Linked DNA regions of Homo sapiens: region 1 is linked to region 2. The links are chromatin contacts, found by Hi-C in ENCODE. All regions are on one chromosome and are shown on one strand. Each heading gives the region's core, a stretch centred on a gene start or an enhancer-like site at or near the end of the contact. The rest is flanking DNA. Distances are from core to core; before and after follow the strand shown.

Region 1 (2,700 bases), core at 19-2,518, 5.7 Mb before region 2:
CAAATCCCATGTTCTGGATTAAACTCAAGGTGGGATATCCTGAGATTGCCACAAAAGCACTGAAGAGTCTGCTTCCATTTCCAACATGCTATCTTTGTGAAGCAGGATTTTCTGCAGTGACAGCAACCAAAACAAGATTACGGAGTAGACTGGACATAAGCAACACACTTCTGGTGTCACTGTCTCCCACCGTTCCCAGATGGGACCTTCTAATTGCAGGAAAACAAGGTCAGGGCTCCCACTGATTCCACATTATGGTGAGTTGTATAATTATTTTATTATATATTACAATGTAATAATAATAGAAGTAAAGTGCGCAATACACGTAATGTGCTTGAATCATCCTGAAACCGTCTGCCACCCGGCCCTGGTCCATGGAAAAATCCTCTTCCGTGAAACTGGTCCCTGGTGCCAAAAAGGTTGGGGACCACTGGTTTATCCAGGGTCATCCAGGTTGGAGTGGGGTCAGGAGAAATGGGGAAATTTAGGTAAAAGTATACAAAGTTACAAACACGTAGGATGAACAAATGGGAAGACCTAATGTACAACATGAGGGCTATAGTTAATGATAGTGGTATTCAGGATTTATGCTAAATAAGTAGATTATAGCTGCTCTTGCCCCAAGGGGGGAAATGTGTAATTATAGGAGTTGATGGATATGTCATACAAATAACTTAAATACACAGAATAAAAACTATTTTAGTTTAAAAAGGAACAATATTTATAAAAAAATAAAGTGAGCTCGAAAACATTCAAATAACTGCTTAAAAATTAAAAAGTAATATCACATAATTTAATAGAAGGAAAGAAAGAGCAAGACAGCAAGAAAGAAAAGGCACCATAAAGAAAAACAATTTTGGCCCCTCCTCATTTGTAGTCTTAAGCTGCCTCTACTCCCTCGCCTTGAAAAGCCACGGGCTTCCGAGGGATGGAGGTCAAAGCCAGAGTAAAGAAAGTTCCCGGGGGAGGCCACTCCCCAGCTGATGACTTTCCAGTTCCAGTTAGTGTCGGAGTCCCAGTTCCTCTCCTTAACCACCGGACAAACGTCTCTGGAGTCTCTCCAATGAGCAAGAAAGCAAGTCGGGGGTAGGGGAGGGGCCTCACACCAGGGGGTGGGCGCAGTCCCTCCTCCAGCTCCTTCACCCTCCAGTAGTCTCGTGGGTCCCCGAGCGCCAGCGCGGGAACCGGGAAAAGGAAACCGTGTTGTGTACGTAAGATTCAGGAAACGAAACCAGGAGCCGCGGGTGTTGGCGCAAAGGTTACTCCCAGACCCTTTTCCGGCTGACTTCTGAGAAGGTTGCGCAGCAGCTGTGCCCGGCAGTCTAGAGGCGCAGAAGAGGAAGCCATCGCCTGGCCCCGGCTCTCTGGACCTTGTCTCGCTCGGGAGCGGAAACAGCGGCAGCCAGAGGTGCGCGGGCGGCTTTCTCTGCCGCCTCCTGGGGACTTGGGCGCGGGAACTGCGCGGAGCCTGCGCTGGGGCCAGGGCCGGGGTCAGGTGTGGAGGGCAACTTGTGGGGAACCGGCGCGAGGGCCCGCAGGTTGTGTTTGCTGCTCTGGGGGTGGAGGATGTGGGGTGAAGGTTGGGGCCAGAAATGCAAGAGGCCTCTGAAAGGGACCCTGGAAGTGGAGCAGGTACACGGCAAGGGGCCCCAGGCGGCCCAGCGGCACCCGGGCTCACCCCAGAACCATTCGAATGACAAGGGGTGCCCTGCCTGAAAACGCCTTGCGGGGCTCAGCTTCCCCTTAGCTACACTGCTTTACAGGTAGAGAGCGGCCCTGAATCCTGGGTAGAGTCTGGGCTCAGGAGCATGTGCCAGCGTAGTGGGGCTATTAGAAGGAATGGTTAATACAGCCTGCAAGCTGTCATTTATCAGTAAGTATTCAATGAAGTCCGCCGGAGCCCACATCTATGCTAGGCCCTCTACAATACCAGCTTAGGAAAGATAGTGGCGGTATCTAGCACGGTTCCTAAGACCATTAGCTCCAGTCAGGCTCCCCGACTTTAAATTCGGCCTCTACTGCTTCACGTCTGTGGACTGTCAGCCACTTTCTTCTTATATATGTTCTTTCCATTGCCTCATCTCTGAAATTGTGTAACTATTAAATGAGCTACAGAGTATTAATGTAAAATTCTTAGAGCAGTGCCTGGCGCTACAGAAAGTACTCAGTGAAAGTTAGCTCTTATTATTTTAAATATTTGACAAAGTTCCTGCTTCTCCAAGCTGATTCTCTGGTTCCCAGGTGGTTTCATTCATGCACTGTTATTCCTGGAAGTCTTGGCATGGCCACTTCCCAGTTCCAGGAACAGGCAGTCGTTGTTTTTTCTGGCTTATCACATTGAGATACATGGTTACTACAAGTGACACTTAAACGTGTCAGACAGTTTGGGGGCTCCCTTCTTGAACTTTTTCTAAGAGCAAACCTTTGTCTTAATGCCACCCTGTTTACAACAATAGTAGGGCTTTGAACAATGAGAAAATGCGGGGAAATGAAAAAGACATATAAAGGGAAAGAGTGGATTTATGCAATTGGATAGAAAAGTGGCATGTAAAATAGCTGGTTTATAGATCAAACTGCCTTTAGATCTGTAAAGGAGCTTAGAGTACATACAGGTGGAGAGACATCAGATGTGTGTGAGCAGACCCTTATGTACTTCTCCATCTTCATCTCTAAGAATGTCTCCCTCTTTTGCTCTGTAAC
Region 2 (2,700 bases), core at 18-2,517:
GAATGAGGGAGTCCTGATGGTGGTAGAATCCCTGGGTTCAGTTGCTCTTAAGCCCAGTTTTCCCTTCCCTTCCTGATTATGCCTGTTAATCTATTTCTTCTTTTTGGGGGCTTGGTTTACTTCACTTGCAGCAGAACAAATATATTGAGCAAGTTATTTAACTCCCTCTGAGCCTCAATTTTCTCATCTGTCCAATCTGGTTAGTGATGTTTAACCTGTGTGATTTAAGGTGTTCTTATGAGACTCGAAGGAGAGAATGTCCACAGAACTTCTTTGAGGTCCATCTTTGTGATCATGACAATGTGCACCTTTTATCTCTTAGTCAGCAATATGCAGTTTACTTCTGCTTTTCCCCAAGGAGGATTTCTGGAGTTAGCATGAGCAACTGGGCTGCATAATTTAGGAAATTGTTAGTTTGGGTTGGAAGGCCATGGTGCCTGTCATGGGTGGTTCTCTGAGCATGCTCAAATCCTGGAATGTGTGCTCCTTTCACTCATTACCCTGACCTTTCCTGTCCTTGACACTTTTTCTCATAGATGTTGCAAATATTGAGGAGCAAAGCTTTTTTTGGATGAGTGTCAAAGCCTTTTATTTTCATTATTTTTATTTTCTTGAGCTCCTGGGAGACTTTCTTCTTCATTAACAGTGTCACACAGAGAACTTGTATGCCTCAGGCTTTGAGCTAAAACTGTTTAAAGTGAAAGCAGCTGCTTTTGCAGAGCAGTCGCACCCTCAGATCCCCCGAGAATGCAATTGGATAATGAAGTGCAGACTCTTTGACCAGGGCTCTGCTGGTCGAGGATGCCCTGCCTGCTTCAGCAAATATGGGGCCATTTAAAGCCTGGCTCCTCACAGCTTCTCCAAATGGTCTTCCCCATCTCCAGCTGCACCCTCCCAGCCAGTCCAAGTGTCTGAGACCTGGAGTGTCCATGTAAATTTGAATTTTTTTTCTCTAGCTGTCACATCCATTTAAACCACTGTCATCTCATTTCTTCACTATGTCAGCTTCATTCTCTGTGGCTCAGAGCATGCCTGGTGCCTCCAAGCTACCCGGAGATTGCTGAGTGACTTGCATCTTCTGAGCTCCAGTTCTGCATTCTCCCTAAACCAGTCATTAAGTCTCAGTGGCCACCTGCCATGTTTAGCACTACAGGTCTAAATTGAAAGTCATCCAGCCCTCTACTCTCAGTTCCTCATTCAGCCTGTTTATTTCTCATCCTCCTGCCCTGTCTTTCTTCCTCTATCCCAGGCTCCGACCTTCAGACTTATCTTGACCCTTCACTTTAACTTGCCTTACAGATCCAGGCAGTGCCTGCTGATTTGTTGATTGATTGTTTCATCCAATCAAATTACCAAGGACTCTCTGTCAGACCCTGTGTAGGTGCCAGGGAGACAGAAAATAGAGCTGCTGTCTCTCGGTCTAGTGACTGGACCACTGAGGCAGAACAGCTCTGCCCAGAGCCCAAGGCCAGATGAATGCTCCTTAAACTGGCTTGCTGTGCATTTCACTCCTCTGGGAAAAATCCATCATGGCTCTCCATTGTTCATGGAATGAAGTCTAACTTCAGTCTAAAGCTGTCCAATACCACAGCCTCTGGTCGCATGTGGCTATTGAGTGTTTGAAATGTGGCCAGTCTAAATTAAGATGTGTGATAAGTGTACAATAAATACAGGATTTCTAAGAGCTAGCACAAAATAAAAAAAAATCATTAATTTTATTTAATTGCATGTCAAAATCATAATTTATATATTGGGTTAAAGAAAATATTGTTAAAATTAATACTTTTTTTACTTAAAAATTTAACATGGTATATAAAGGTTTTCCAGAGAAATAGAATCAGTAGGATCGATAGATAGATATAGATATATTGGAGGATTTATTTTTTGAATTGTCTCACATGATTATGGGGGCTAAGAAGTCTCATGACATGCCATCTGCAAGCTGAAGCACCAGGGAAGCTGGTGGGGTAATTCGGTCCGAATCTGAAGGCCCGGGAAGCAGGAGAGTTGATAGTGCAACTCTCAATCTGAGGCCAAAGGCCTAAGAAACTGGGGGGCTGCTGGTGTAAGTTCCAGTATCTGAAGGCCTCTTAGCCTGGAGTTCTGATGTCTGAGGGCAGGAGAAGGTGGATGTCCCAGCCCCAGAAGAGAGAGTGAATTCTTCCTTTGCCTCTTTTGTTCTCTCTGGGCCCTCAGTGAATTGGTGATGCCTGCCTACGTTGGTGAGGATGTATCCTTTTTACTCAGTCTACTGATTCAACTGCTAATCTCTTCTGGAAACACTCTCACAGACATTCCCAGAAATAATGTTTCAGCAGCTTTCTGGTTATCCCTTAACCCAGCCAAGTTGACACATAAAATTAACCACCACACATGGCTATCAGAAAATCTAGAATTACTGGCTGGGTGTGGTGGCTCACGCCTGTAACCCAGCACTTTGGGAGGCCGAGGTGGGCGGATCACGAAGTCAGGAGATCGAGACCATCTTGGCTAACACAGTGAAACCCTGTCTCTACTAAAAATACAAAAAATTAGCTGGGTGTGGTGGCATGTGCCTGTAGTCCCAGCTACTTGGGAGGCTGAGGCAGGAGAATCGCTTGAACGCGGGAGGCAGAGGTTGCAGTGAGCTGAGATTGCGCCATTGCACTCCTGGGTGACAGAGTGAGACTCTGTCTCAAAAAAAAAAAAAAAAAAAAAAAA

The links. A loop is a pair of places that touch in the nucleus more often than their neighbours do. Pooled maps may share reads with other maps.
Region 1: a loop to region 2 is called in a map with no recorded cell type, with 13 times the contacts of the local background. The contact joins the promoter of PLSCR1 here to the enhancer-like site in region 2. A Hi-C loop is called at or near these places in 2 of 37 single-sample maps with no recorded cell type and 1 of 50 pooled maps.

What each region holds. Positions count from the first base shown.
Region 1 is chr3:146,543,175-146,545,874 of GRCh38, reverse strand. PLSCR1 (phospholipid scramblase 1) reads left to right here and starts at 1,268. Exons shown (of 9, transcript NM_021105.3): 1 at 1,268-1,408. RefSeq lists an enhancer at 939-1,418.
Region 2 is chr3:140,841,903-140,844,602 of GRCh38, reverse strand. No RefSeq gene overlaps it. Among named protein-coding and RNA genes, the nearest start is that of SLC25A36, 99 kb to the left of the region's middle. Within about 2 kb of position 1,267, at least 3 of the 41 ENCODE cell types and tissues checked have a DNase peak (open chromatin) inside an H3K27ac peak, as active enhancers do.